Linked DNA regions of Homo sapiens: region 2 is linked to region 1. Evidence: read pairs that join two places in POLR2A ChIA-PET (ENCODE). Cell type or tissue: Panc1. All regions are shown on one strand. Links, peaks and the distances in the headings refer to the core of each region. The heading gives the core; the rest is flanking DNA.

What was found. Peaks named below come from ENCODE experiments on the same cell type or tissue, not always from the same donor. Only the 100,000 strongest peaks of a DNase experiment are listed, where the experiment ranks them.
Region 2: POLR2A ChIA-PET joins it to region 1 with 10 read pairs; 3 of 35 experiments call an interaction of 5 or more read pairs at or near these places.

What each region holds. Positions count from the first base shown.
Region 1 is chr2:105,719,095-105,735,443 of GRCh38, reverse strand. No RefSeq gene overlaps it. Among named protein-coding and RNA genes, the nearest start is that of NCK2, 18 kb to the left of the region's middle. In Panc1, for the core only: no CTCF peak of the experiment used is centred there; no DNase peak of the experiment used is centred there; H3K27me3 peaks cover 361 bases.
Region 2 is chr2:105,600,332-105,616,680 of GRCh38, reverse strand. LINC02946 (long intergenic non-protein coding RNA 2946) reads left to right here and starts at 6,122. Exons shown (of 4, transcript NR_038891.1): 1 at 6,122-6,353; 2 at 15,424-15,659. LOC107985929 (a long non-coding RNA gene) reads right to left here and starts at 5,532. Exons shown (of 3, transcript XR_001739626.2): 1 at 5,402-5,532; 2 at 5,136-5,289; 3 at 3-625. In Panc1, for the core only: no CTCF peak of the experiment used is centred there; no DNase peak of the experiment used is centred there.

The DNA of each region.
Region 1 (16,349 bases), core at 5,133-13,132:
AGTCTCAGGTAGTCCTGTATAGCAGTGTGAAAACAAACTAATACACCACCTAAGAGGCAAGAGGAGTTTAGGGAGGCTGGTGGTTTCTTGAACAAGGAAGTGAGGCATTAAGAAGATATTTTGGATCCAACCACAAAATTACAGGAAACACAGGGGACAGAGAACACGTCCAACTATACTGGGAATGCAATCAGCAAAATCCAGACTGTGGTATTCTGAAGGACAAAAGATCTGGCTTCTTCCACCAATGTTGCTAAGAAAACTAAACAAAGGTGGACATTGAACCTGTAGGTTAAGAGACCTAAAATACATTTTAATAACCAAAAGAAAATGAGCCACAGTGATTAAGGATGCATGCAAAACAGAAAGGAAAGAGATAACTCTTGATGGGGAAGAGATGGAGATTTGGAGGGGGTTGTGGTCATAAGAGTGTTTGCTTTACAATGGTTCATTTGGCCATATATTTGCTTCCTGTGGTTTTCTGCAGGTGTGTCACATTTATCAATAAAAACATGAAATGCTGATGATGTATTTGCGAAGATTGTCAGGTGGGGGTGTGCAAGAAATGTGGAGACAGACAGAAGCTGTGAAGGTCACAGCGTTGGGCTGGATGGGATTGAGGAACCCTGCCCATGGCGGTCACACTAGAAATGAGCAGAAAGAGAGGGATGTGTGTGGCCCAGATGAGGTAACACTGGACAGGACGAAGTCGCTGGCTACATACTGGGGTCAAAAGAGAGGAATGTGTATTCTATAGTTCTGCTTAATCCAGAAGATGCATCAGAAGAAACAGAGCCTGCTCTAAGCTCATGAGGGACCTGGCACCCTTGCTTTGCCTTGAGTCCCAATCAGATGGGACTCAAATCCTCAGATGTCCTGATTTCTGGGTATTAAAACCCAAGACAAAGGCTTGTATGTGAGTAGTTCGTTTGAGGAGTGATGCCAAGAGAGGAACGGGAGAGCCTGGGCAGGGTGAAACATGCAAGGATGAAAAGCTAGAATTATAAGGATATTCCCTCCCAGACACTGGCCCCAAAATTTTCTCACTGACTCCATAGCCATGTCTTCAGACAAAAGTTTTCCTACTTTTTCCTGTTTTTTTTTTTTCCTAGTTGTTCTCACTGGGGGATTGGTCCAGAAACAATTTGGGCATCCATTTGGATGTTAAGAGAAATTACATCTTTCTGAACCAAGGAAAACAGTCCCTGTGGCTATCAAGTTTGCAGGCTAACCTTCTGAAACTGCTCTGAATTACTGAAGAAAGGAGTACTGAATGGGTGCAAGGTAGGGGGCGGTTTCTCTAACTTTTGTGGGGTGCTGCCTTGGGGTTGATTGAGATATTCATACCATGTCTGAGGGTCGCGTGCTGCTGATGCTAACAGTGAGTCATTCAGGAAGTCAGCAGCCTGTTGGAGCCCCCGTGTCTGCAGCCCAATGGTACTGCCCAGACCCTCAACCCCACCAGGCCCTCAGACCCCACCTCAACCCCGTCTTAATCTATCAGGTCTCACCTATAGCTGTGCCCACCTTTTGTAACTTCTCTTCCAAGCTAACCTTGAATATCATTTAACCCATTTATGCCTGGGGTTGCAATTTTTTTTGTAAAAAATCAGACTTTGGCAATGACCTTGAACAACAGGATATAAATAATGCCCACAAGCTTAGCTTTCCAATAATGAAGCACTAGGCATAAATGGGTTAAGCCTGATTTCAATAATATACACACATTCCTAGTGTGGTTTGCCTTAGACCTCAAAACCTCTAGATTTCTATGTTATTCAAAGATTGGTTCCAAGGTAAAGTGAAAACAAGCAGGTCTCACTTCAATAAATTATTTCTCCTATCCAGTCAGTATAAGCAGGGAGGGGGGAAATGTGTTGCTGTTGAAGAAATTAGTCTAAAACCTGTACTAATTTGATAAACACCAACATAATTTAAAAGTAGATATGACTGTTTAATGCAGATTAAGTATGTAGCAGGTGCTGTCAGTGCCTGCCTGACATCCTCCCTAGGGGTCACCAGCAGCTTTGTTGGACAGGGCTCCCACTTCCTTATACACCGATGCCTTCCTCTCTCAAGCCCTGGGTTGCTCTCGCTGGGGGCTTTCTCTGGCTATAGGCGTGTGCTTGGCCCTTAGGTAGGGGCAGGGCAGCAGTGCCAGGGAGCAACCGTTCCTGAACACCCCAATGTGCATCTGTTCATAAGTGCCCAGCATTCTCTCCTCTTGGAGGGACAATGCTGTGGTGTGTTCCATACAGTCTCCCGGAAACTCCCCAGTGAGACTGCCCCAGCTGTCCAAAGCTGGGACCCACTGGTGACCTTCCTTCCTTCCCCATCTCACATCTTGTGCACTCCCTGTGCCTCTTGGGACAACTACTGTATTAGCCTGCTTAGGCTGCCAGAAAAAAGACCTACAGATCAAGGGGTTAAATGACAGACATTTATCGTCTCACAGTTTTGAAGGCTGAAAGTCTAAGATCAAGGTGCCCGTAGGTCTGGTTTCCACAGACCTCTATCCTTGGCTTGCAGATGGTCAACTTCTTGCCATGTCCTCACATAGTCTTTCTTCTGTGCATGCACATCCCTGGTGTCTTCACCTTGTAATGACATCAGTCCTATTATATTAGGGGCCCTCACCTTTATGACTTCATGTAACTTTGTTTACCTATTTAAAGGCTCTATCTCCAAATACACTCACATTGAGGGTCAGGGCTCCAACATCTGAATGGGAAAGGGGGCACAATTTGTCCATAACACCGGCCAACTGAATTACTTATACCCAAATCCTTATTTCAGGGTTGGAACCCAAATTAAGACAGCATGTGTCTAAAGTTGTTATAAAGAATACACACACGCATGCACACACACACACACACACACACACCCCTGGTTTGACGAAGCAGGGGTTCTTCACAGCAGAAAATGCCACCGAGCATCCCAAGGCAGATAACCCACAGCCTTGCATTACACCACCCCAGAGTAAAGTTGGGAGGTGGAAGGGCAGCATTTTTTCTTAAAAGAATGCACATATGGACTCAAGAGTTTTGGTTTCTCTGCACCCAGTTTTTTTCTGTTCCCCCATTGTCATTGTTCTACACAAAGACATGTGGGTGCACGACTAATCTTGACTGATGGAAGGAAATTCAGGAGACAGATTACTCAGGGGAGTTTGTCTCCGGGCCTTGCGTAATGTTTTCTTGGCACATCTCTAAAGCAGTTTGGGGGAAAATTTTTCAGGCTCCTCCCTCGTGACTTCAGATCGTCGCCCGTCCTCACAGGAGGGTCACTTGGTGGGTCCCAGAACCAGTGCACTCTCCCAGCCTGGGGTCTGCACAAAGCTCACATTTTGCACATGCATACACTACTATTTTTCAAATATAGGCAATGCTGCGATGATGAATAAAACACAAACTCATTTTGCAGTGTTACTGAATTCATTGTAGCTTTTATCCATATGCTTTTTAATCAAAGGAGATTTCAACTACATACAATCACAAACACATGAAGATCTTCAAAAAAATATGTTTCTGTAAAAGGCATCCTCCTCCTGAAAATGTTGGAGTCTTTGTTCTCATCGGTAACAAAGAGACATTTCTCACTCAGCAGAGTCTCCTCGGACAGGACCTAAGAACAGAATCTGTAATCTGCTTCCTGTCCACAGCCCCCTCAACCCTAGAATAGCTTCCTTAACTGGAATTGACCATGCCATCAATTCTTTTGTTCTAGCTATTCTTGTCCCGTACTTCCTCTTTTCTATCTTACTCTCTTCTCCTGCCTATATGCCTCATTCCAATCAGCTGGTTTTCCTTCCTCACCTTGATCAACACTTTCTGTATTCTTTGCCTGCTTCTTGTAATCCCGTTTCATTAAAAAGCCATCTTGACTCCATCCACATGTGTCACTATCAGATGTGAAGACCTTCACCTGAATGCAGAGATGAAGAATTAGACTAAGGAAGATTCACTCAAATGTTTTTTAAGTCTTAAGTCGGGGGGGGGGGTCCCTGCCTAGTGGAGCAGGTGTAGCTGGTGCCTGGCCATATCCCCTTGGAATGTACCATTCCCTGCACACAGACCTAACTTCCAACTGCCCCCACCTGCAACACGTTACCTTCAGGCCCTCTCTGCCCAACACAGCCTGTTCTACCCAAAGGCAGGGCAAGGCAGGAGCACTAGGACATTTATACCTCCTAGAGTTGCCTCAACCAACGACTGATGGGAACTAGCTGATAAATAACCTGGCTCCTCCCTCTCTTATAACTCTGGGATGCCTACACTGTAGTAGGTCCCAGAGCTCTCCAGTGAGGTTAAGCCTCAGGTATCCTCAATAATAACTTCCTTCATAACAAACCTTATATTGTCTTCCTTTCCAAATGACATTCTTGTACTCCAATCCTTGTCTCAAAGATTGCGTATAAAGGAACCCACATTAAGGTGCCCTAGAAAGTCATTTACCCTTGCACACTTTAAATAGCTTATTTCTAGCTAAAAGAAGAGGACATTTTGGCTGTTATCTTCTTACTTCTTAGATTTATAATTTCATTACCTGGAGTTGACTCTTAAATACCTGTAACCTGGACAAGGCACTTAACTTCTTTTTTGTACCTCTGTTTCCTTATTGTAAAATAAGGGCTTGTACTAAAACAGTGATTTTCAAAATGTGAGATTCCCATGAAGTACTTGAAAGATTCTCCAGAGAAGAGTGAAATCTGAAATTGAAAAGGCACTTATAGAATCATACAAATTAAGTTGTGAAATTGCAGGTGAAGGGGAGAAATCCGATGGGTATTGAGGAACAGTTCTCCATGGGTGTCTCACATTTCTGCACATCTTGGTCTCTATACAGGCAACCTTGGTCTCAGATTGTCTTTTCAAAGATGTTGTATAGCAAAGAGCCTTGGAGAATAGAGACTGTGTCTCCCAATGTAGCAATAAGTTTGTTTGCTTTTCAGTGTAATAAAGATAATTTTTCTGTCCAGTGCAATGGTGAGCAGGTTTGTTTGCCTATAGCTGATTATAAGATATTGAAGTTCCCTGAGCTCTGGGTTCCTCAGGAGTGATGTAAACACACTGTGTGCCCAGTATCTCTCTGGGTGTCTGCATGTTATTCCCATGGGACTTAGGAGGCAGAGGAAACCACAGTGGACATGAAGCTCATGCTACTTGCTGTGCTGTGAGTACTAAAGCTCTTTGTCTCTGACCCAGGAATCTCGTGTCTTCTGTGTAGCATTCACAAAACTATGGCAAGCTAAATGTTTAGCTTACAAGTTGGGTAAAGTCTCAGACCCTTCACACTACTTAATGTTCAGAAAATATCCCTGAATCCTGTGTCATTGGAGTCACCTATAAAAAGTGGACTGAGAGGAGGTTTACACAACACAGTAATCACCATTGTCCACCAACATAGTCTAAAATAGAGTCTAAGAGTGAAGATCCAAGGTTCTTAAATAATTTGCTGAAAGACTGAGATTAGTAAAATCTTTAAATTTCAAGTAGATGAGTGTGTGGATGTTGGTAATTTCCCCATTCTGATTGTATTTGTATATATTCTTGCAGGCAAGAAAGGGATATTTATCACTTTATAAAACACTCACCACAGACCTATTAAGAGAACATTTTAACTGGTTAGAACTCCAATAACACCAGAAACAACTTTAGAAAAATGTAACAATGTCTCTATAATGGGTGACAGCAGTGATAGAAAAACAATTCACATAAAAGTATTGCCAGTATGTGTGCAGGCAGTGTATTTGCATAATAAGCACTGCCTGTTACAAAGAAGGCCACTTTGTGTTTTAAGTGTTTGATAATGTCATACAAATTGACAACTCTATTAAAGGATTGTCTTCACATTGGAAACTTTTCAGTTATTTACAGTGATAAATGGGGTGAATTCCAGCATTTACTTTTCATATTGAAGTTCACTGGTGATACAGCAGCAAGGCATCAGTGTGACTACTTCAAATGAGACAGAAAATTACTATTGTGTAGTAGAAGCATCTTTAGCTAAAACTCTCAAATATAGCATGATTGCATTCCTTTGCATATCTTAGTGATATTTTTAAAGAACTAAATTTGGCAATGTAAGGCCCCTATGTCACCAGGTCTAAAATTACAGCTAAAGTGTCAGCAGTGAATATGAAAGCTAAAGTTGGGACACAACATGCAAAACAAAGCAAATTAGACTATTCAGATTATTATCTGACAAAGAACTGTATATAACTCTATCTGATTTTTGAAAAATTAATGTTTGTAAAATATTTTTTGTCAAAAGGTATATTTGAAAATTATCTTTTGCCCAGCAATGATTAAAACAAGTATTTTACTTCAGATTTAACAAGTATTAAGAAATAATGATGTTTATTTGATATTGTTAGATATAATTTGCCTATTTCTGTATCAAGTTTCTGAATTCGTTTAATTGACAGATATCCTAGATTGCAAGATATGCTATTTTTAAAACTTTTACTATTTGGAACTACTTGTCTTGATGAATCACAATCATTTCTATACTGTACAACCACACTGAAGGGGCCATAAGACTGTATCTGACGTCTGTTAAGTCCCAATCTCTAAATGATGTATTCATATTACTGTTCTCAATTAATTGCTTTATGAGTAAATGTTATGAATTTGAAGGTATAAAATACATTTATGCTAATAAAATACAAGATTTTATGTTTTGCTTATTGGAATTCTACTTACAGTTTTGTTTCTGTAAAAAGCTTCTGTGGGTAAAATATATTTTGAAAATCCCTGGACCAATTGATTTTTAAGGTTCTTTCATTTTTTGAAGACTTGACTCCTCTAATTTGAACTTGAAACAAATTTCTACATTTTCCAAAAGACTGAAATATTACCTAAATTAGACAAATATCCCAAAAATGCACGTGTGCACGCGCACACACACACACACACCTGTTCCTGTCTTGTAGTTCAGCTTTACCTTCTCTGATGCCATCCAGGTGCCATCCACCATCACTGAATCAGAGGTACCAGCTTCTTGGATCGCCCAGTTTGTGATTCCTCACTTCCCTTCCCTCAAGCTAGTTGCTGTGAGTCTAGTTCACTGCTCATCTATACTTTTGCTGAAAGATGAATGGAGAAATTTACACATAACAACAAAAATGGAAAGCAGCCCGGGTGCGGTGGCTCACACCTGTAATCCCAGCACTTTGGGAGGCCGAGGCAGGCAGATCACTTGAGGTCAGGAGTTCGAGACCAGTCTGACCAACATGGTGAGACCCCCGTCTCTACTAAAAATACAAAAATTAGCCGGGTGTGGTGGCAGGCACCTGTAATCCCAGCTACTCAGGAGGCTGAAGTATGAGAATTGCTTGAACCTGGGAGGTGGAGTTTGCAGTGAGCTGAGATGGTGCCACTACACTCCTGCCTGGGCAACAGAGTGAGACTCCATCTTGAACAAAAAAAAAAAAAAAAAAAAAAAAAGGAAAGCAGCTAATTTTGGTATTTTGTTAACCCTCACAGAAAGCTTTTAATGGAGTAAACCTTTAGAATTATTGACTGGGACAATATTTTAGTCTTTTCTGCTGCAAAATGAAAATATCTGTGAGATGAAAAGATTCTAGAGAAACCTTGTATCACACAATTGAAATACCCTGTATTCCTGATCACGGCTTTCTGCCCCCAGGGTGTGTATTAGCTATCCCTTGCTATACAACAAATTACTTTAAATATTAGTGTTTAAAGTGATACACATGTAGTATCTCACAGTTTGCATGGGTCAGAATTCCTGGTACAGCCTAGCTGAGAGCCTCTGAGTCAAGATCTCCATGAGATTACTATCCTGCTGTTGGCCATGGTTGTGGTCTCATCCGAAGGCTCCACTGAAGGAAGAGGACTTGCTTTCAAGCTCACACAGCTGATTGTTAGCAAAATTTGCTTCCATACAGCCTGTTGTGCTGGGGGCCTCAGTTCCTCACTGGCTGTTGTCTGGAGGCCTCCCTCAGCTCCTTTCCCTGCGGCCCTCTCCATGGACCAGCTCAAAACATGGCATGGTCATGGCAGCTCAGAATGACCAAGGAAAAGACCAAGCCAGGGTATCCGAGACAGATGTCAAAGATGTTTTGTACCCTAATCGTGAAAATGACATCCTATCACTTTTTTCATATTCTATGTGTGATATGGTTTGGCTCTGTGCCCCCTCCCAAATCTCATCTCGAATTGTAATCCCCACTTATCCAGGGAGGGACCTCTAATCTTCATGTGTCAAGGGAGGGAGGTGATCGGATCATGGGGGTGGTTTCCCCATGCTGTTCTCATGATAGTGAGTGAATTCTCACGAGATCTGTTAGTTTTATAAGTGTTTGGAAGTTCCTCCTTCGTTTTTCTCTCTCCTGCCACCTTGTGAAGAAGGTGCATGCTTCCTGTTTGCCCTTGGCCAAGACTGTAAGTTTCCTGATGCCTCCCCAACCATGTGGAACTGTGAGTCAATTAAATCTCTTCCCTCTACAAATTACCCAGTCTCGGGTATTTCTTTATAGCAGCATGAAATCAGACTAATACAATGTGTTAGAAGCAAGTATTGAGGCCCAACCCACACTCACAGGGAGTGGATTACACAAGGGCATTCAGCCCAGGTGGTGTGGATGTTTGGAGGTCATCTCAGAGATCAGCTACCATGAGATGTTATGAAGAAACCTCATGCCTCTCCCTCAGTCCCTGTTAGCCCAGTCAGTCCACTTCCTACCTCTCAGTAACCTAAGTAAGCCCTGAACCACACAGTAGGCCTAGATGGCTGGCATTCATCTGTTCCTGAAATGAGAAGGAAGTACAGCTCCCTTATGCTGATTCTGCCAGCATTTTGTAACCATCCAAGTCGATCAGGAAGGTGGTGGTGGCAGTGATGAAGGGTCCAGCTCTCTTGTCATCAGGCACCTGCAAGTCTTTTTTTTTTTTTTTTTTTTTTTTTTTGAGACAGAATCTCGCTCTGTCCCCCAGGCTGGAGTGAAGTGGCATGATCTCGGCTCACTGCAACCTCCGTCTCCCAGGTTCAAGCAATACTTCTGCCTCAGCCTCCCGAGTAGCTGGGACTACAGGCATGTGCCACCACGCCCAGCTAACAGGCACCTGCAAGTCTTACTGTGTGTCCCACAGGAACTGGAAATCGAGAGCCAAACTCTGCTCTGTGGAAATTGCAAGGCATGCTATGAGATGCCTAGAGCACCTCTCTGCCTCTCTAATCATACCTTGTCCCTACCTGTTAGATCGTTACCATGCCTCACTGCACATACAATGACTTTTTAAGGTTAAAAGAATTCTTTCCACAAATGAGGGTTGACATGCAGCAGGTATCCTGCAGCTAAGCCTTCGCAGCCCTAACTAGCTGCCTCGGTAGTTTCTAGAGCTTGCTAATTGGTGTGCACCCAGATTTCAGTCCTGTGCTTGCTTCAGCTGCTACTGAAAGCAGCAGCTGACAGTGACAAGATCTCTGTATGGCCCAGGTTCCTGCTTCAGCAGCAGCTGCAAGAAACACCACCTGGGCAAAGCTCTATCACCTGTCAGTTGCCATTGCTAATAAAAATAGCATCTGCATGATGGGGTTAAATAAAGGACTGGATATATGTTTGAAAAATGCATATTTACATGGAAAGACTGGTATGATAAATTAACTCATATCCTGAAATGCAGAGTAGACAAGAGGCGATGATAATCTCCATTTGGGGACAAGATGCAAGATGAAATGTCACCCCGTTAAGACTAGCAACAAAGAACAAGAAAAGGCTTCGCTTCTCCTTGATTAGCATTACCACACAGTGCAGATGTGTGGTCCTAGGCTTACTCCAAGTGAAGACCTCTCTTTCTCAAAGTTACATCAGTGTTGCAGTCATTACTAGACTTAATGAAACCTAACTGCCAGAGCTTTTGGAATTCTGTGGGAATGCTGGTGACTGTAGTGGCAGTAGCAATTTGATCCCCTAAGATTCGAGCTGCCCTGCCTCCCCTCAGAACAGATTACAGGGAGTGGAAAGACTTATGTCAAGAACTATTTTAAGGCTCTATGCATTAACTAAAGACGTGCAACTAATTTCAGCCCCAATATGTAAACTTTTATTACTTTAAACTTAAGACTAAAAATTGGGGCAAGTTAATGGGTCCTTCTTGTCCATCTTAAACACTCTTTTAAAGTCTTTAGAAATCATTCTTGACCAAGAATGAGGGAAATTCTGAAATATGGTAATTAGCTGCTTATAACACAAACAATTGGCAGCGTATCCTCTATCAAATCCTCCATATGAAGCAACAAGATTGCTAGGATTCTTCTTCAAGTAGCTCTTCAAACACACATTTTTTTTTAATTTCAATGGGTTTTTGGGGAGCAAGTGGTGTCTGGTTACATGGATAAGCTCTTTAGTGGTGATTTCTGAGATTTTTGTGCATCCATCACCCGAGCAGTGTACACTGTACCCAATTTGTAGTCTTTTATCCCTCACCCCCTTCCCACCCTTTCCCCTATGTCTTCAAAGTCGATTGTATCATTCTTATGCCTTTGTGTCCTCATAGGTTAGCTCATACGATGTTTGGTTTTCCATTCCTGAGTTACTTCACTTAGAATAATGGTCTCCACCCCCATCCAGATTGCTGCAAATGCCAATATTTCATTCTTGTTTATGTCTGAGTAGTATCCCATGGTGTGTGTGTATATATATATATATATATATATATATATATATATATATACACACACACACACACCATATTTTCTTTATTCACTCGTTGATTGATGGGCATTTGGGCGGTTCCATATTTTTGCAAACTGCAAATTGTGCTGCTATAAACATGCAAATAAATGAATGACTTTGGACTTCTCAACTCTGTCAGTGCATAGGAGTTACTGGGCTCTCCTATTCCCTTGTCATAAGCTCCAGGAGTTTATCATTCTACTTTGAATGAAATCTGGCTGACAAAGCTTAAGGAAAAAGGTTAGGAGGAAAACTCAAGAGAGGATGAAAGGGCAGAACCATGTGAAAGGGAGTGACAGCAAGCAGAAGGCAGACAGAGAGTTTGGATGAGCTGCTGAATCTGGGCTGCTCTATTTATGTCTCGTGTGATTCCTAAGCATCTCCACTTCCTATTTTCAAATTTAAAAATATTTATAACAACAAATATTTTTATTTAATACAACTGTATTTTTTTAAAGTAAATGTGACATAACCAACTTCAAATTTTCAGCATTGCCAAAACAGAGAATTAACTTTTTTTGGTATTTTTTTGTAACTGAAATAGTATTTAGGGTGCAATCTAGGATATATTTATATTTATCAAACTCTTTTATACTGAATGTCCTGTGCTCAGTATTTCTGAAGTTTGTCTTTCATGCAGATCTTTATTATTTATTTTTTGTTTTGGTTTGTTTTTGTTTTTTATTTTTATTTTTTTGAGACTGATTCTGCACTCTCACCCAGGCTGGAGTGCAGTGGCAGGATCTCAGCTCACTGCAACCTCTGTCTCCTGGGTTCAAGTGATTCTTGTGCCTCAGCCTCCTGTGCAGATGGGATTACAGGCACCTGCCACCATGCCCTGCTAATTTTTGTATTTTTAGTAGAGACAGGGTTTCATCATGTTGGCCAGGCTGGTCTTGAACTCCTGACCTCAAGTGATCTGCTGGCCTCAGCCTCCCAAAGTGCTGGGATTAGAGGCATAAGCCACTGCGTCTGGCCTTTCATGGAAATCTTTATGCCAGAGATCAATGGATAAATAGTTTATTCTTCATGGACCTTTGCTCTGTAAGCTGCTGAGGTCAAATTAATCTGTTGTGTAGTGTAAGAGGAGGCACAGACGAGCAGGTGCACACAACTGACTCATGATAGGGTGAGTCTTGGGAAGCTCTAACCAAGCTTCCCCATCCCTTTCCACATTTCCCTGTAGCCTCATTCTGCATGCAGGGCACTCCACATCATGGTCCCTGGAAGGGTGGCACAGCAGGATACCGAGCACAGTACTGAAATCTGAGGCAATTCTGGACAAACCCACTAGATTTGGAAGTTTCTTTGGTGGCTTCCTGTTCCAGCAAATAGAAGGGAACAAGAAGATAGTGAGAAACTCTGCCATGCTTCTCCTAAGCATGCCCCAGTGGGAAGAAGAGAATCCCACAGAGGTGTAAGGATTCGAGGGGTCCTGAGATTTGAGGGGTCCTGAGATTTAAGGGGTCCTGAGCAACTTTTCTTAGGTGGAGCTCCAGAAAGCAGCAAAACCCTTTCATCTGTGGCCAATCAGCTGGAGCTTCTCATTGCTTCTAGATCCTCCCTATAGCCCAAAGGAGTGCAGGAGCAGTCCGTTAGCTCACCTAGTGGAGGATGACTGCATGGATACTGGTAAAGGATGGCCTGACCCTGCAAGATGTGAAGCTCCACAGTGACCTGGATCCACAGGAAGATGGACACCCCCGCAGTGCCAGCTTTGATGGATGTCACCACCCTGAGGGCCCTGTGTGCCTTCCCCTGACCTGCACATGCCGATCAACCTCAGGAAAAGTGTGTGTGTGCGCGTGTGCACGCGCGCGCGTGTGTGTGTGTTGCTAAGGGCACATTAAAGTCATGGTGGTTAAGTGTCTGTCACCTGGGGGACTGTACCCTCCAAAGAGAATTAAGTTCAGTTAAAGACTAATTAAGGCTCCCCTGAGTTTTGGATTTTTATCTGCTCTTCCTGCAGACTCTTATGTGAAGCGATACCAACAACTTCCCCAACTCCATAAAATTATACAAAACGAATTCAAAAATAACATTGTCACATTTTTTCAGAGAATGTGTATTGTGTAACATGAAATTATGCTTTATTTTTTAACAGCTCTGTTGAGGGAGAATTAACATTTTGTAAGTTGCACCTTTAAAAACTATGCAATTTGATAGTTTTGACATATTTATACACCCAAGAAACCATCACCATCATCAAGAAAAATGAACATATCATGCACAGGTCTTCCTTCTTCCACATCCGCAGTGGCTGGAAGACATAGAAAGGTCATGTGGTAAGCTGAGTAACAGTCCCCAGAAATACTAACGTCCTGATTCCTGGAACCTGTGACTACTGCCCCACATGGAGAAAGAGTCTTTGCAGATGTGATCAAGCTGAGGATCTTGAGATGGACAGATGATCCAGGAGGGCCCTAAGTGCAATCCCATGTGTCATTTTAAGAGGGAGGTAGAAGGAATTTGACCACAGAAAGAAGAAAATGTCATGTGATGATGGAGGCAGAGGGAAGCACAGTCAGAGAAAGGATGCTATACGCTGACTTCAAAGACGAACGAAGGGACAAGATCTAAGGAATTCAGAGGATGAAATCCTAGAGGCTGGAGGAGGCAGCGAAACCAGTGCTCCCCTAGAGCCTCTAGAGAGAACACAGCTCTGCTGACATCATGGTTTTAAGACCCATAAAACCACGTCAGACTTCTGGCCTCCGCATCTGTAGGATAGTAGATTTCCATTGTTTTAAGCCACTAAATTCACAGTAATTTGTTGCAGCAGCCATGGGAAGTTCATACATGCATCTTTTAACTAGTTTGAATTAATAATTTTATAGCAATTAGATTGGATCTGAAGATAGAATGGACCAAAGGCATTGATTTGGGGTCACTCGAGATGTTTAACCTTGTTGGAGGTGTGGGGGTGGTCATGGTAGGGAGTGGGGGCCTCTCTCCGCTCCCGCATGCTCTGATTGGTTGAGTAACCAGCATCTCCTAATTTCCACCTTTCAAGGAATCTATTATATTAGTCTGTTTTAAAAATTAAATGTGGTATAAACCTTACACCAAAACTTTTGAAAATAAAGAAAGTTAATCCCAGATCATTTCATGGCCACAATCCAGCCACTACTATCTTTTTGGCATATGTCTGTCTTTCTTTCTTTCTTTCTTTCTTTCTTTCTTTCTTTCTTTCTTTCTTTTTTTTGACAGAGTTTTGCTCTTGTCGCCTCAGCTGGAGTGCAATGACACACTCTTGGCTCACTGCAACCTCCGCCTCCTGGGTTTAAGTGATTCTCCTGCCTCAGCTTCCCGAGTAGCTGGGACTGTAGGCATGTGTCACTATGCTCGACTAATTTTTTTGCATTTTTAGTAGAGACAGGGTTTCACCAGTTTCACCAGGCTGGTCTTGAACTCCTGACCTCAGGTGATCCGCCCACCTCAGCCTCCCAAAGGGCTGGGATTACAGGCATATTCATTTTGAGTCTTTTTTTCCAAACACATGTTACATTCATGGTCCATTATGTGCCATGGTCTGTGTCCGTGTAAAATTCCTGTATTAAAACCTAATCTCTAAAGTGATGGTGTTAGGAAGTGGGCCTTTGTGAAGTGATTAGGTCATGAGGGTAGAACCCTCATGAATGGGATCAGTGCCCTTATAAAAGAAGCTCAGGAGTGCATTTCTTCTCCCTTCTGCCCTGTGAGCACACAGGGAGAAGGCACCATCTATGAGGAATGGGCCCCCACCAGGCACCGAATTTGTCAGTGGCTCCAGAACTGTGAGATATAAATGTTTATTGTTTTAAGCCAGCTAGTTTATGGCATTTCTGTTACAGCAGCCCCAAAGGACTAAGACATTGCACTTATCTTGCATAGAATTTCTCACCACTTGTTTCACTCAACAATATTTTCTCATGTTACATTCTAATTGTTATAATGACTGCTTGCTGTGTACAATGTGCCACTAAGTGACTATACCAGAGTCCAGCTGCTGGACATTTTTTCTAACGTTTTCACGTAACTTCTTTTGTAATCATCTTCCTGTATATATGTTTTTCCATGTTTGGGAACATTCCCTTATACTAGAATTTTATAAGTGGGATTATTGGACCACGGAAATGATTTTTTAAAAGCTATACACATTTCCAAGTTCCTTTAAAAAACACACAACACAGTCACAATGAATGTACAGATTTCACTACACTGTGATTAGAAGTGGGTAATGTATACGTAATGTTAATTCAATTTTAAAAGTAAAGAATGTTGCCACCTTGTTGTTTTTATTTACCTAACAGTGATTACAAGTGAGAATCACTGAGTTTTTCCCCATATTTTGATGATTAGTTCTATTTTCCTGCCCATGAATGATCTGCTTGTATTCTTTGGGATTTAGCTGTCAAGTTTACAATGTTCTTCTGCTCTCATATGACCTCTTTTTATTTAATAAATATGTTGAGCAATTTTCTATCATTCATCCCAGTCTATCCTTTGCTTTCTTGCCTTGGGTTTTCCATGGAAAGTGCTAAATATTTATATGGTCAAATTTTTCTTTTATGATTTACTGTGTTACTTCTGTGCTGAGGAAACTACAGTTGACTCTTGAATGACACAGGTTTCAGCTACACGGGTCCACTTATATCTGGATATTTTTCAATCAAACCCAGATAGAAAATACAATATCCACGGAAATGTGAAACCCACATAATGCAGAGGGAGGGCCGACCCTTCCTTAAGGTAGGTTCCACGGGACCATCTGTGGAACCTGAGAGTGCACTGAGTTTGTTATATTCAGGGAAGCTGGAACCAACCCCTTGAGTATACGTAGGGACGACTGTATTCCTCCCTCAGGATTTTATTTTATTTTATTTTTGAAACAGAGTTTCACTCTTGCTGCCCAGGCTGGAATACAGTGGTGCGAGCTCGGCTCACTGTGAAGTCCGCCTCCCGGGTTCAAGCAATTCTCCTGCCTCAGCCTCCTGAGTAGCTGGGATTACAGGCACCCGCCACCACTTCCAGCTAATTTTTGTATTTTTAGTAGAGATGGGGTTCCCCTATATTGGCCAGGCTGGTCTCAAACTTCCGACCTCAGGTGATCCACCCACCTTGGCCTCCCAAAGTGCTAGGATTACAGGCATGAGCCACTGTGCCCGGCCAGGATTTTAATAAGTATTATATTCATTTAATGTAAGGTTCTGTGTTTAGCTGCTTAAATTTTCTAAAATTTCAAATGAAATCTAAAGTAGGTGAAGACCCCCTTCTTCCTCCTCCGACTCTCCTCTTAGCCCCTCTGTCACCCTGTCTCATGGGCCTCCACTGTGCCATATCAGTTTTACATCTGCCCAACTTCATCCACTTATTTGAGCAGAGATAGGAACTATTCTGCAGCAGGTGGAGGAAGAGAAGTGCTCAGGGTGACCACCCCTTCCTTTTTTTGTGCTGTCTTAAAGAGCTGATCACGTTGGCGGTGTTATGCTAGAAACCACGGGAATACTCTGGCACAGTCATCTATAGGCTCTGGAGCAGCGCTGGGCACCCTTCTAATTTAGGCAGTGGGAGGGGCAGGAAGTTACAGGAGCTGTGATGTATCCAGCCTGGAAATTATCTTCTGAGTTGCCATTGTGAAAATTATTCAGTCCACGTGGGGGTCACC
Region 2 (16,349 bases), core at 3,094-11,093, 120 kb after region 1:
CCTAGAAGATATGTTGTTGTTGTTGTTGTTGTTGTTGTTGTTTGTGATTATTTTCTTTCGGAAGGGAGGCTTCATATGAAACACACTGGAGTTTTTGGTTAATAGATGAGGTGAGGGTTTGGGTGATTACTTAGAAAAAATAACAGTTGTCTATATATTTGCACTTTTTCTAGTTTATACTTATTCTGTTTCATTTGAACAAAAGTCTTCGTGGTTAAAATGATTTCTGAGAATGCTGTCCTGGTATGAAGGTAGAGTTATCAGGGAGCAGGAGAAAAGGCTGGAATTAGCTCTGGAAGTGGTTGTGCTTACCTAGTCAGTATGTATTAAGCATCAGGTTGCACTTTATGCAAGGCCAGGCATGGTAAAGCCAGCTCCCTCCTTCAAGGGGCTACAGCCAGCAGTGGAGACACAGCAAAAGAAATCATTTCAATGTAGACTCTGGGAGTGAATGGATTTATAAGTGAGGACCTACAAGCCGAAATTGCAAAGCTCCAAGGTGGTGTGAGCCTTTCCCAGGAAAGAAATATCACACAAAGAGGTAAAACTCAGCTCCAAGGCATATCACAGGGCTGTGTGGATGTCCAGAAAGGCAGGAGACAATGTCCAAGGTGGTGAAAGTATTCTGTGCAAAGAAAAACAATCGAAATGAGATCTCAATGTCTGCTCGAGTTGTAGCTGCTCTTCCTGATGGGTTAAGAGGAAAAATAAAAAACCTTATAGACCAGCCCCTAAAGTTATCAGCCTCATGTGACACTAAAGCTGCAAAGGATAAGGAATTGCTGGAGATGGAGCAGTAAGGCCTAACCTCCCTGCACGTTTCTCTTTGATCATTGTGGATGCCAAGTAGGAGTTTTGCTACACCTCAAGAAAGGTACAGAGATGAAAATAGTCTGGATAGTAATCAAGAATTGGAGGACTTCCACGTAAAGGCAGATTAACTATCATCCTCCCCATCACCAAAAACAGACACGAAACAAAAATAAGACACAGTACAGAGCAGATTTCTGTCTGAACAGGAGAAGGCTTTTCAGTAGGAAGCCTGACCCAGGCACAAGTTTTCTAAAAAGTGTTTCGTGAGGTTTGGGAACATAAATGGTTAAAGTGCATGGGCCCTTTAAGAAACAAGGTGCAGGGCTGTAAGAAAATATTCCTAGACAAGGTCAGACGGAAGTGGAAGGTACTGGAGCTGTTGTTTCTCTGCATGTGGTGAAGGAGTATTTTGTGGATCCAAAGTAGACAGGGCATAAGCAGAAAATGCAGGTGACCCCAGCAGCCGCTGAGCCGGCCTGGATTCGGGCAAAGAAAGCAGCGTCCTCCTGGTGCAAACAGACACAGCCACAAGTGCAGGACACGCAGTCTAGAAAGTCCGGAAGGTAAAATAAGGTCTTTTAAAAAATACAGCTTGGGTGTATATTTAAGGCACAAATATGAGATACATTACATATTTGTAATTACAAAGAGTAATACAGCACATGCGTGTGTACCTACCAATAATTTAAAAATTGAATCATTGCCAACCCGTTAGATCATATGTCTTCCTCTCTTCTCTCTCTCTCTCCAGGAAAGCACCCGTCTTTTTCTTTTTAAAATATTATTTATTTATTTAAATATCAAATTAATATGTTTTTGCATATTCTTATTTATTTATTTATTTATTTATTTTTCCTTTTCAGACAGGTCTCACTCTGTTGCCCAGACTGGAGTGCAGTGGTGCGATTTCGGCTCACCGCAACCTCCGCCTCCCGGGATCAAGCGATTCTCCTACCTCGGCCTCTCAAGTATCTGGGATTACAGGCACATGCCACTACCGCCTGGGTATTTTTTGTATTTTTAGTAGAGATGGGGTTTCGCCATGTTGGCCAGGCTGGTCTTGAACTCCTGACCTCAAAAGATCCACCCGTCTCGGCCTCCCAAAGTGCTGGGATTACAGGCGTGAGCCACTGCTCCCAGCCTGTTTTTGCATATTCTTCAATTTACACAGTGCATGTGCTGTTCCAAAACAAGATGAAGGCCTTGGTTCTGCTTATTTCCCCGAGTTGTTTCCTTTAGTTCATTAATTAATTAATATCTAAACGGACAAATAAGTATTGTAGATACTTATGGTGTACAACATGAGTTTTGAAATCTGTATACATTGGGGAATGGCTACATCCAGCTAATTAACATATGAATTAGCTCACTGTTTTGTGATGAGAACACATCACAAAAGCAAGTAGATACTCGCTTGGCAATTTTCAAGTATATAATACATTGTTATTAACCGTAGTCTCCATGTTGTACAACCCAGCTCTTGAACTCGTGCCTCCTGTCTAACTGAAACTTTGTATCTTTTGACCTACATCTCCCAAGCCCCCAGGCCCTGGGAGCCACCATTCTATCTCTACGGCTATAAGTTTAACCCTTTCAGCTCGCCCATGTGAGATCATGTGGTGCCTGTCTACGTGTGCCTGGTTTGCTTCGCTCAGCACAATGTCTTCAAGGTTCATCCATGTTGTCACAGATGATGGGAGGAAAGTACCCATCTTGACTTTGATCTTGGTCCTTCCTGGCATTTCTTTATATTTTTACTATATATGTATATAAAAATACTACTTTTACCCCAAAACTATCCTTTGAAAGGCTAGGAACTGAGACAGGAATCTGGGTCGACCTGTGGGTGAGAGGAGCCGTCGAGTTGGGTGAAATGGTTCCCGCTGCCCCCCAGCTCTGTCCCTCACCTCATGAGTGCCCCCTGCACTGTTGCAGTCATCAGCTTAATAGTCTAGCAGGCACTGCTTTCTTGGGTGCTACTGCATGTGGTGAAGGAGCATTTTGTGGATCTAAAGTAGACAGGGAATAAGCAGAAAATGCAGGTGGCCCCAGCAGCCACTGAACCGGCCTGGATTCGGGTGAAGAAAGCAGCGTTCTCCTGGTGTAAACAGACACAGCCTCAAGTGCAAGGCACGCAGCTTAGAAAGTCAGGAAGGCAAAACAAGATATTTTAAAAAATATATCTTGGGGGGGATATTTAAGACACAATTATGGGCCGGTGGGGGTGGCTCATGCCTGTAATCCCAGCACTTTGGGAGGCCGAGGCAGGCGGACCACCTGAGGTAAGGAGTTCGAAACCAGCCTGGCCAACATAGTGAAATCCCATCTCTACTAAAAATACAAAATTAGCTGGGAGTGATGGCGCATGCCTGTAGTCCCAGGTACTCAGGAGGATGAGGCAGGAGAATTGCTTAAACCCAGGAGGCGGAAGTTGCAGTGAGCCGAGATCGCACCATTGCACTCCAGCCTGGGCAGAAACAGCAAAACTCTGTCTCAAAAAAAAAAAAAAAAAAAAAAAGAGACACAATTACACTATAAAAAGTAATACAGTAGGTGCTACTATAGGTGCATAGAAGATTCTCAGAAGGCCATTGTAGAATTCATGAAGGGATACATAAGAAAGAACAGTAGGTTCTAAGGCCTGAAACAAGGGCTTTGGGGCTCGATTGGGTTCACATCCTTCTTGTATGTAGTGTATCAGGCTGATTAACATCGTAGCAAAGTACAGAATGAACGGTGAACAAGTTAGACCAGCTAAGAAGCTCCCCAATTTAGCTGCATGAATAGCTATTGAATACCAGCTTTGGGCCAGGCACAGTGCTAGGTTCCAGAATAAAGAACATGAATCTTATTTATGAAAAGCACAGCCTGGGCTTTCTGACCATGTTCAAGGGCAAGGTTGTCATGGCCTGAAATAGTCCACTTAGAAATCTTGCGTGCCTGCTCTAAGACAGCCTTGCTCACCAATGGGGCAACTAATTTACTTCAATTTTATATTTTTGCAAATAATATTTAAAAATATAAACCATGATTCATGGTATGTTAGTGTTTAGATTATACTATTTATGTCTGTGGTTTCCAGAAGAGAATCAAGCTGGACCACCTCATCCCTGATGGCCATCGTGAGTGCTTGAGATCTGCTTCTAACTAGGCAGGATCTCAGGTCCTCAGCACCTATAAACATGGTTATTGGCTAAAGATCTAAGGTTCCATGTTATGTCCAATCTTTTCTAAGCTGGAAACTGAGCAATTTTCAGAAAAAAAAAAAAAAAAAAAAAAAAAAAATGAACCTAGCTGGGGAGGGTGGTGGGCTCACATGTCTAGCACCCCCAGACAGAAAGTCTTAGCATTATACAGGCTGGTTTCTGTCTCTATAATCTCATCCCCTGTATTTTTCCACAGATGCTGTACTTCAGATTCTAGAATTAGGAGAATTTGACCAGCTTAATAAGTGTCCAAATAAGTGATTTCTACTCCCACTTCCTTAACATGCAATTGCCGAATAAACAAACCCACAAAGGCAAGGCAGCAATGTGTATTCTGAAACCAGGTTTTTAAGGCCTGATTTGGAGTTGTCTTCCTATTGGACCCCAGCTCTTGGGTTCAAAGTCGACGATCATTTGTACGAATGCCATGGTATATTTAAGTGAGTGGTTACAGCTGTTTCAGTTTCTTCCTCGCCAGTGTTTGGGGATCGGTGAGTGGGCCAAGCCAGGACTCACCCCCTGCAAGTTCACAGAGGCCTCAAACTCTGACAAGCAGAAGTTTCCATCTTAAAGACTGACAGGTATACCTAGAGATTGAAAATTAACATCCAGAATATTGCTTTCCCAAACATTATATGTTTATTTAAGACTCTGAATGCTATGTTGGCTCTAGCCTTGAATCTCTGCACATTTCAAGGGATTCTGTACTTCTTGATTACTAAAACATATGGAAATTGTACAAATCCAGCATGAAAGGCATTCTTTTTCTTTTTAAAGGGACTGCTTCTATATTCCACATTTCAAAAACCTCATCTGGGTTAGAAATGTAGGTATGTCCTTCACTGATGAGGTTTGGAAACATTTTGAAATCTCATTTTTAAACAATAAAGAAATATTTTTACGACACTTTAAAAAGTTTTAATTCTAATTGTTCATTATGTCACTAATGTGTCATTCGCTTGGCTATAGTAGTTGGATTTTTCTGAAACGTTTTGGTATATTATTTTCTTCACATTTGTGACTTCAACATAGTAACCAGATTGTCCTATATTTTGTTGGGTTCCTTTGTTGTAGTCTCTGAAGGCACATTTTTTTTTTCTTGTTCTCTAGACTCACCTTTTACTCCAAATTTCCATATTTCTCTTTATCTCTGATCCTCTTCTTGGGAAACGTGATAGAGGGAGCAAAGTCTGACAGGCTGATTTAGACATCTCAGAGGGTTGATTCAAAACAGTAGTTCTGTCTGTCAAACACACTTCAATGGTGCTGCCTGCAAATACAGAAGAGGGATATGGAATGGGAGGGCCGGGAAGGGATGGGAGCCCAAAGCCCGGCAGTGACCACAGAAGGATGAATTGCAGTGAATCCTTTATTTTGCTGACCTCTTTGCACAGATCATTTGTGTGTTGGTTCTGGTTTAATATTCCAGGTGACTCATGCTTGGGCAGATTCCCTCATCCCTGGTGCCAGCTTCCTCTGAAATATGCTGAGCATCGGCCTCACAGGTGTGAAGAGGAAAGGAATAATTAGAGATTATCCAACAGACTGTGCAGAGTGCTCCATGAATGTAAGGTACACAAATAAAACAAAATTAGCCAAATCCTCTCTGCAAATAAAAAAGTCATCCCTCCAATATTTGCCTAGAGAGGAGGCAGGCCTGACGGGAGAAGCAGGCGGCTTTGTCTGCGGAGCGTCCTCTCCCACCGACCACAGCAAATATTTCCTGTGCTTTCCGTCTCCAGGGTCAATTTCAGCCCTCTTACAAAGGCTCAATTTACGTTAGCAAATTCCAACTCATGAAAGCTCAGTTGTTCCCCTTGCAAACTAAAAATGGAAACCTCTAGTTTGCTGCTTTGGGCTGTTTAGTTGAAGGACGGCGTCATGGGGTTTGCTCTGTGTTCTGCGGTGTTTGAAGCAAAAACCGCCACAGGACCCTCGTGCTTCTGGAAGGAGCAGGCTTGCTCTATCTAAGCTGTCTCCTTCCGGTTCATATGACGGCAGCAAAGAAGTCAGGCCAAGTTCATTCACACCCAGACTGAGGCCCTTATCATCTGGGCTTTAAGAACTCTGTTTCTTGTTGCCATTATTCATCCTGGGAGGCATCCGGCTGCACCTCGGCTCCTTGCTTCCTCCGCCTCCCCATCTCTTTTAAGCAGGTTAGAAACAAATCAAAAGACTCATCCTTCAGAAATCTAGACACGAGGGAAACAGTGCAAAGCTAGTCTAACCTGGCCTTAGGATTTGTTCTGCTCAGAGCACCACCAGGCCTACTTCATCTGTCTGCTATGTTCTTCATTCTGTGCAATATCAAAACGGAGAAATATCCATCACATGGTAAGTTTAGCAACACTCTGCTCTCAATTAACAACGATAAAAGGGTGTGGCGCAGCATGCATTTCGCAGGGTCACATCGCAGAAGGTTTCATGCACAAATATCTCAGCTTATCTAAAGCAGAAAAGCCCAGCTGGGAAGCCTTGGCAGCCCACCTGCCTCGCAGGCAGAGCCAAACGCCCGCAAGAGAGGCTGCTGGTCCCATAGAAGGAGCAGAATTCTCTGCTTTCAGGACCTGGCCAAATGAGAGCCCTCTTCTGTCAGAATGTTCACGTAAATGGGAAGCTTGTATGAAGCCATAAACAAAATGAAAGAGAGGAGGGTGCACTTTCCTTGGGGCTCAGGTCAAAGGTCAAGTGGCCAATCAGCCAACAGCCTCCACTCACATAGAAGTGTGCCGGCTTCCCAGGCCTCGCCTCCCCCAAAGTGCACCCCCTGCTTGTTTCCAACATCCTCTTTCCAGGCCTCTTTGGGGTTTAGTCACAAGCGCTTGGAGAAGCAGTTGCTTGATGAGAGCTGCCTGTGGGGAGTGTAGGGAGGGGAAGGGTGCAGGCTAGAGGCCTGGGTAGTGAGGGTGACGATAGGGGCTGCGTGGCCCAGCCCCTGGGGCAGCGTGGCCCAGCCCCTGGGGCAGCCTGAGCCTGGGAAGATTGAGCACCCCACAACAGAGAGGGCCCAGTCTGAGGGCTCCAGAACATCTTGAGGAAATCACGGTGTTTAGTGTTATTTGTGAAAGCTTTGCAAATGCCAGTCACTCAGCAAGCCTGTTCATTTCCACGGTGTCCATGGCGAGGCAGGACTTCTGCAACACCAGGCAGCACAGAGAAAGTGCTTGGGATGCACAGGGCAGAGGGCAGCCTGCTGTTGGGCAGGGTCCTGGGATCCACAGGGCAGAGGCCGGTCTGCCGTGGGGCAGGGTCCTGGAAGCTGCTCCTCCCATCCTATCTCCATTCACACTCAAGAAAATATAATAATTGTCTTCTAAAGGGTATCTTGAAGGCCAAAGGCACCAATGTTTAGCCTTCTGGTCATCTCCAATTGTGTTTGTGAGGGAGTCTACCGTGGCTCCCTACTCCCACCCTTGGCAGAGTTGGGGACCCCCCTTTTCATGCTTATACATGAATATATGTTCCTGCCAGGAGCTCAGAAGTGCTGCTGGGAATAGAGGAGCTTGAGGTCATTGACCTCCTGGAATCCCAGCACTTTGGGAGGCCAAAGCAGGGTGACTGCTTGAGCCCAGGTGTTTGAGACCAGCCTGGGCAATGTGGCAAAATCCTGTCTCTACAAAAAAAAAAAAAAAAAAATTAGCTGAGTGTGGTGGTACGCATCTGTGGTCCTAGCTACTTGGGAGGCTGAGGCAGGAGGATTGCTTGAGCCCAGGAGGTTGAGGTTGCAGTGAGCCGAGATGAGGCCACTGCACTCAGCCTGGGTGACAGAGTAAGACCCTGTCTCAAAACAAAACAAAACAAAAAGAAAAGAAAAAGAAAAAAAATCATTGATCTGAAAAAAAGGTGCCCAGAATAAATCATAAAGGGAAAAGGCAGGTTTCAAAGTGCCATATGCAGTACAATCCAATCCTCGTGAAGAAAAAAAAAAACTGTGATGAAGAATTTGGAAATGTATACAGCAAAATCTGTGATCTTTATTTTTCTTTTAATAAAGCTATTCCTACTACCTATCCTCCCCCAAATAATTCTTTCATTGCCACTGTAGTAAAATATAAAAATAGGTATCAATAGATAGCAATTGAGTGTATTTCACAACAACGAGAGGTGGGCAACGCCTGGATGGCCATGTCTGAGGAGCATCACGAATAGGTGACTATGGACCTGCAGAGGAGAGGTTGGGGAGGGAGAGCATGGTATGCAGACGTACCTTCTCCACCCTGATTTGAGGTCTCCTCGGTAACCTGGGTCATAAAACAGAGTATTAATAAAGTTGGTGGATGGAAGAGCAAGAGCACAGGAAGGAGGAGCCAGAGGCAGTAAGGTCAGCTGTACACTCGCCAGAGAGTAAGTGCCAACAACTGGCACAAGCATGAACTGGCAAACATCAAGCTGGGAGTGTGGCGTGAAGAGAGGGGGCAGAGCAAACACAGGCTGCAGTGGACACATACACATATTTCTTGACTATGAGGATGAGTGAAAAGAAGAGGCTGGCAATTGTATGATGGTCTTCTGTCTTCATGCCAGATGGGCCAGGGTTCACCCAGGGCTGTGGTTTAGAGTCTTATAATCAAAGCAAGTGATAACACCTAGAGTGAAACCCCACAGGGCTGGGAGCTGCAATAGTGACATGTGAAAGCATAAGCTCTGGGGCAAAAAGCTTTTCCATCTCAGAATTTCTACTTCTTTTTTTTTTTTTTTTTTTTTTAAGATAGAGTCTCACTCTGCTGTCCAGGGTACAGTACAATGGTGCAATCTCTGCTCACTGCAACCTTCACCTCCCTGGTTCAAGCAATTCTCCTGCCTCAGCCTCCCCAGTTAGCTGAGATTATAGGAGCCCACCACCATGCCCGGCTACTTTTTGTATTTTTAGTAGAGATGGAGTTTCACCATGTTGGCCAGGCTGGTCTCGAACCCCTGACCTCAAGTGATCCGCCCGCCTCAGCCTCCCAAAGTGTTGGGATTACAGGCATGAGCCACGGTACCTGGCCTAAAGAAGCCTTTCAAAAATATCTCTGGGTCCAAAAAGCCTTTTGGTATCTTTTTTTGAAAAAAGCCTTTCAAAAGTAGTTCTGGGGCAAAAAGCCTTTCAGTATCTTAGTTGAAAGGAGAAAAAGTCAGGTTGGGACACTTAATAAAAATATTTAAAATAGGACAAATGAGTACAGAAAATAATATACTCTCATCATACCATTACCCAGATTTAGTAAATTAGGTTCAGATATTTTTTAAGGAATGGAAACTACAGATGCAATCGAATTGCCTTTGGCTTCTTGATGTCATTCCCTTCCTTCCCTCACTAGGAACTAACTATGCAGAGGTTAGTGAATGTTCTTCTTGATTATGTTTTTATACTTTTCCTATAGATAATATTGACATGTTCCTCAGACACACAAATATTCTTGATGAGATATAGCAGGATATAATAGTGTTTGCATAAAATAATGGTGCTTGCAATAAGCTTCTCTCTTGTGGGCAATATTAGTTTGGTTTTTTTAAAGTTCTTTATATCCATGAGGAGGGGAAAAAATCACATTTTGAAGAGAAGCCTTACCGATTCATAGATTTACGAGTTAAAGGAGATAAGAGATTCCTTTTGCAAAAGACATAATATACCAATTTTAAATAATTGGTTTAACTGATATAATTTTGCAACTTGCTTTTCTCCCACTTGACATTATGTTTTTGACATTCATTCATGATGAAGTATGCTGCTTTAGTTAATTAACTTTTAATCCTGTGTGATAAGTATAGTATTCTACTGTATAAATATACTATAATTTACCTATTTACTGTTAATGGACATTTTGATTTTTGCCTTTTCTTCTGATATAAGCAATGCTACAATGAGCACTTTTATACATGTGCCATCATGGCCAAGTGTGAGTTTCTCTAGCATGAACCATGAAAGCAACACTGCTCGGGTAGACGATACATACTCATCTTCCCCTTAACCATCTATTGCCAAATTGTCTTTCAAAGTCTTGAGCCAGTTCACGCTTCTGCCAGCAGTTTGTGAGTTCTCATTTCTCTACATCTTCATCAATACTTTTGAGTATAAACTAAAATAACTCATTTTTCTTATTACTAGTGAATAATCATGTTTTCATATATATAGGCTATTCAGTTTTTCTTTTCTGTGTTTTATCCATTTATATCCCTTGCTCATTTTTTCTATTGGCCTGTTTATAGCTTACTGATTTGTATGAATTTTTTACACATACTAAGTTCTAATCCTTTTCTGGTTATCTAAATTGCAAATCTTTTTCTAACTGGTGACTTGCCTATTCACTTTGTTTATGGTGGCTTTTCATATGATAAATTTTGGGGCCAGGTGCAGTGGCTCATGCCTGTAATCCCAGCACCTTGGGAAGCCACGGCAGGAGGATTACTTAAACCCAGGAATTTGAGACCAGCCTGGGCAACAAAGAGAGACCCTGTCTCTACAAAAATAAATAAATAAATAATAAAAAAATACAACATTAGCGTGGCATGGTGGGGCACTCCTGTAGTCATAGCTACTTAGGAGGCTGAGGCAGGAGAATCCCTTGAGCCCAAGGGTTTGAGGCTGCAGTGAGCTGCCGTCACACCACTGCACTCCAGCCTGGGCGACAGAGCAAGACTCTGTGTCTAAAAATAAAAATGAATAAATAAATAAAGTTTACCTAATTGTAGTCAAATACATCAGTCTTTCCCTTTCAGTTTTGGGTACATGTATATGGCATAAAGAGATTTTTTTTTTTTTTTCAAGACAGAGTCTTGCTCTGTAGCCAGGCTGGAGGTCAGTGGCACGATCTTGGCTCACTGCAACCTCTTCCTCCTGGTTTCAAGCAATTCTCCTGCCTCAGCCTCCTGAGTAGCTAGGGCTACAGCTGCTCGCCACCACACTGGCTAATTTTTATATTTTTAGTAGAGACAGCTCTTTACTATGTTGGCCAGGCTGGTCTCAAACTCCTGACCTTAAGTGATCCGCCCACCTCGGCCTCCCAAAGTGCTGGGATTACAGGTGTGAGCGATTGCGCCTGGCCTATATTTTCTTGCATTTTCTTCCAACTGTTTTAAAGTTTTGATTTTGCATTTAGATTTTTCATACCTCAGAAAGTAATGTATTTTCTCCCGCACTGAGTGTTAATTTTCCAAGCACCGTTTGCTGAGTAACCTGTCCTTTCTGCAATGTATCACGCCGTCTCTGTTATAGCCCGAGCCTCCATATGCCTGAGGCTGCTTTCAGATGCTCTGTTCTGTTCTATTTCCTTTTTCTGTATACTTTGCAACATTTATTTTTTTGCAGGGCAAGTCTCCCAACTATTTTCTTCTTGAATTTTTATGTTCTTAGGTTCAGAAATTTTTTTTTTTTGAAAACTGGTCACTGGTTTCTGTTTCCTTTAGGGGTATGACAAAGTATCAGTTAGGAATCTTTCTCTTCCAAGGAACAAAAAGTGCTTCTGACTATTTTAAGCAAAAAGAAGGGCGGGGGTTGGTGACGGGAAGAATTTTTTCACAAGGATATGAGGCTCACAGAATTGGCAGGAGACTGAGAGATCTGGCTTAGAAAATGGGTCAGAAGCAAGGCAGTGCCAGGAGAGGAAGCAGAATGAAGCCTAACCACAAAGCAGCCTGGAACATGGTGGTGCCAGCGCCTTCCACCACTCACTCACTGGCTGCAGAGTGGACCCTCAGTGGGATATAACTGAACTGACTTTATAGGACTTACCTTTTAATGTTAGAAGTTGCCCAACAGAGAGGGTGATTTTATGTGATATTATTGATGCTGAAGCACCATTTTTTTAAACTATCCAAAAGACACTGAAATCATGCCATAATCAGAGATGATTGATTTGTTTTTTATTGGACTTGACTTGACTTGTTCCCCTATGTCTCAGGTCAACAAATAACAAATTCACATCAACTGCATCAAATGATTTTTATATAGGTTCAAATAGTAGGTCTTCATCATAGCTATATATTAGAATCACCTGGAAAGATTTGACAACTTATTGATTCCCTCAACTCTCTTAAGACCAATTAAGTCAGAATCCCTGGTGTTGGGACCTGAGCTTCAGTGTTTTTTTTTTTAAAGCTCTCCTTCCCTTATCCACTGATGCTAACAGGCAGGCAGTGCTGAGAGTCGTTGGGCTAAAAGCAAACAGTTGTGCTAACACCAATTACAAGTGAGATTGCCTCTATATCAAAACTGTTCCTCCATGTTTGGTTTGTACAGTAGCACCACAATGTAGACTCAAAAGAAGCATTGACAGATTGGAATCTATTTCAAACTTGCATACTTCATCGATGGAAACAAAGGCTGGTAAAAGATCTACATGTTCCTCAGACACACAAATATTCTTGATGAGATATAGCAGGATATAATAGTGTTTGCATAAAATAATGGTGCTTGCAACCAACTTCTTTCTTGTGGGCAATATTAATTTGATTTTTTTAAGTTCTTTATATCCATGAGGAGGGAAGAAAAATCAGGTTTTGAAGAGAAATCTTACTGACTCATAGATTTACAAGTTAAAGGAGATAAGAGACACCTTTTGCAAAAGACATAATATACCAAACTTTATTTTCGTCAGGAGAAAACCATGCTGATAGACTTAATTACAGTAAACAGTTCAGCGATTAGGATCTATCACTCAGAACATGATCTGAGTGATTTCGATAGCAAGAGTGCTGCTCCTGAGGCATATTTGTCTTCTTCAAATTTGAGTGATTTAATTCCTTAGATTGGTTGGCTTTCAAAAGAGGGAATTCTTGGAACCATTCTAAAGAGGTCTCTGGATGACTTCAGAGTAAACCTTAAATTAATCATATGTGAAGATCTATGCTTCCATAATGTTTCCAAAAGGCGTATTTTGATTGACATTCTCAGGTGTATATATGTTACTGATCCTAAACATGAGTCCAACAACTGTACCCACTATTAGTGGTATGCCACAGATGTGCAATAACCAGCTCTGGGCTGGGCTTGTCAGCTAGCCCCCTAACACTTTGGGAGGCCAAGACCAGTCTGGGCAACATAGTGGGACCATGTCTGTACAAAACAACAACAACAACAAAATGGATGTTGTAATGTGTACCTGTAATCTTAGATAATTGAGGGGCTGGGGCAGGAGGATTGCTTGAGCCCAAGAGTTCGAGGTTATAATGAGCTATGATCACATCACTGCACTTCAGCCTGGGCAACAGAGCAAGACCTTGATTCTGAAAAATATTAGTAATAATTTTAAAAATAATCAGCTGTCTTTGGGGGCAAAGTGCTGTTATGTAGTGGTTGCCTACTTCTATACTGCAAACACTACCAGCTATGGCCAAGTTGATTTCAAGCTACCAAATTGAGGTCACTTAACACGGAGTTGGGAAGAGTTACACGGATGTACACCATTGTATAATAACTCCTTTATACAGATACAATAGATAGAAATAAGAGTATAGATGATAGTAATATATCATAAAACAGGAGGTCATCCATTTTGAAGATCAATTACCTCTGCTTTTAATATATTTAATTAAATCTTATACAGTTTATTTTTTAGTAGACTTTATTTTTTAGAACAGTTTTAGGTTCACAGCAAAACTGAGCAGAAAGTGCAGAGTTCCCATATATCCCCTGCATCTTCTCCCACAGCTCCTTCTACCCCACTATCAATATCCTACACCATGCAATACATTTGTTACAACTGATAAACCTACATGGACTCACGATTATCATCCAAAGTCCATAGTTTATATTAGTGTTCACTCTTGGTCTTGTACATTTTATGGGTTTTGATAAACATATAATGATATGTATCCACCATTACAGTATCATAAAGAATAGTTTCATCACCCTAAAAGTCTGTGCTCTGCCTTTTCATTCCTTCCTCCCGCAAACCCTGGGAACCACTGATCTTTTAATTATCTCTATAATTTTTCTTCTTTCAGAAGGTCATATAGTTACAATCATATAGTTTGTAGTCTTTTTAGATTGGCTCTTTCTTTCTTTCTTTCTGTCTCTCTTTCTTTCTTTCTTTCTTTCCCTTTCTTTCCTTCCTTCTTTCCTTCTTTCCATCTTTCCTTCTTTCCTTCCTTCCTTCCTTCCTTCCTTCCTTCCTTCCTTCCTTCCTTCTCTCTCTCTCTCTCTTTCTGTCTTTCTTTCTTTCTTTCTCTTTTTAACAGAGTCTCACTCTGTCGCCAGGCTGGAGTGCAATGGCAGGATCTCCGCTCACTGCAACCTCCGCCTTCTGGTTCAAGTGATTCTCCTGCCTCAGCCTCCTGAGTAGCTGTAGCTGGGACTACAGGCATGCGCCACCACGCCCGGCTAATTTTTGTATTTTCAGTAGAGACGGGGTTTCACCATGTTGGCCAGGATGGTCTTGATCTCTTGACCTCGTGATCCGCCTGCCCCAGTTTCCCAAAGTGCTGGGATTACAGGCGTGAGTCAACACACCCGGCTGGCTTTTTCTTTCACTTAGTAATATACACTTAATATTCCTCCATGTCTTTTCATGGCTTGGTAGCTCATTTCTCCTTAATGCTGAATACTATTCCACTGCCTGGATGTACCACAATTTATGTAGCCATTCACCTACATTTTGGTTACTTCCAGATTTTGGCATTTATAAATGAAGCTACTATAAACATCTGTGTGTATTATAAGTTGTTATGTGGACATAAGTTTTCAACTCATTTGGGTAAATACCAAAGAGTGCAATTGCTGGATACAGAGTTTAATTTTTAATAATGGCGGTGTTTAAAAATCACCTTGGAAAATTGCTGGAAATTTAACAAGAGGTTCTCATCCACTGGTGTGAGCCAGTGTTGGCCTATCACTGCATTATAATTGCATCCCTACCCTTCCTCCAAGTTGGGCTTAATACAAATTCAAATGAGTTTTAGGGGGACTCCAACTGAAGTCCATCTGTGACATGTCTTTAAAATGTTGCTTTTGTATGTGTGTATGTATGTATGTTCCAGTGGGTTTATTAAGTGAAAAAAAATAGCCTGGTTGGTTCTCAGCTTTCCAACAAAAGCAGGTCAAAGCCAGTATCAGGATTTTTTGCTCCTTCCTGTAAACTAAAAATAAGATGCTAAGCTCCTCCACCAACAAAATGGATCCCCTTGTGGCCGAAGGGATCCCAGGAAAACCTTAAAACTTAGTTCCCAGCCATGAAGGGACAGGAGGTCAAATATACCTTGTTATACCCCCGCCTTTTTTCTCTTTAGACACAAAAACCAACCAGCATTAATGTTAAAATAGAGATCATAAGACCGACAGAATGAACTCTTTGTGGCCATAAGACACCAAATTATAAACAAGACCTAAGGCCATGCCAAGCCAAGAGTTAAGTCACACACACCACACACACAACACTTAAAGAATAAACTAGGTTCTAACTGCCACAAGGTTTTTCCTTTTCTCCAGCAGCTAAACAAGAACTGCCCTCAAGATAAGCAAGATTAAAACAATTACAACTCACCCAGCTCACGGACGCTGAGTAACTGACCCCTGTTGCACCAGCCGTAACTACAGCTTTGATTGGATGGGAGACTGACTCCAGTAACTTTCTCCTGATAAGAGACCACCGGCCATGGACTGGTTCTGGCTGGTTTGCAGAAAGTACATTCATCCGCCTTCATGTCCTGAAAAGACCTTTTGAGGTATGGGGCCTAATTTTAATACATTTAAATGTTAAATCTCCACCCCAAAGTGAACCTGGGTTGTATGTTACATGCATGTTTGTTCAATATGCATGTGTCGGGACTACCTTCATGAATATTCGTAGTTCTTCCTGTAACCTGTTGAATACGTATGTTTGGCCACCCTGTCCAGCATGAAGCTTCTGTCCCAGCCCCTCCTCCTTCGAAGTGCCTGACTCCGGTCTTGGCCAGAGGCACACTTCTGAGCCTGCAGGATGGCCACCTTGCAGGCTGTAACCCTTTACAAGAAATAAAATCTCCTCTCCTCACAATTTATAAATTTGTGATATTTTTGGTTAACATTCCAAAGCATCGTGCACAGAATGTGATAAACCCCTCCCACTGGAGGTTCTTAAACTGCTCCTTAGAATCTCAGGGGCTGCCGAGGTGCCCCTAGGGCAGCAACCCATTTTAAGTAGCGCTCCCCACCCCTCCATCCCATCCCCATCTTTTCCACCATGATCCCCTCAAACAGGGCGCCTTCACTCTTCTGTTTGATGTACTGGGTTTCTGCATTAGACTTTGTTTGAAGAAGGATTTCTTTGACTATAAACACTTTGAAACCTCTGCCTTGGAACGCCAAATGTTAATGAAGGAATTGGACTGTGCCTCACACCGTTAATCACCGACCGGTCCGCTGTGCTGCTTCCG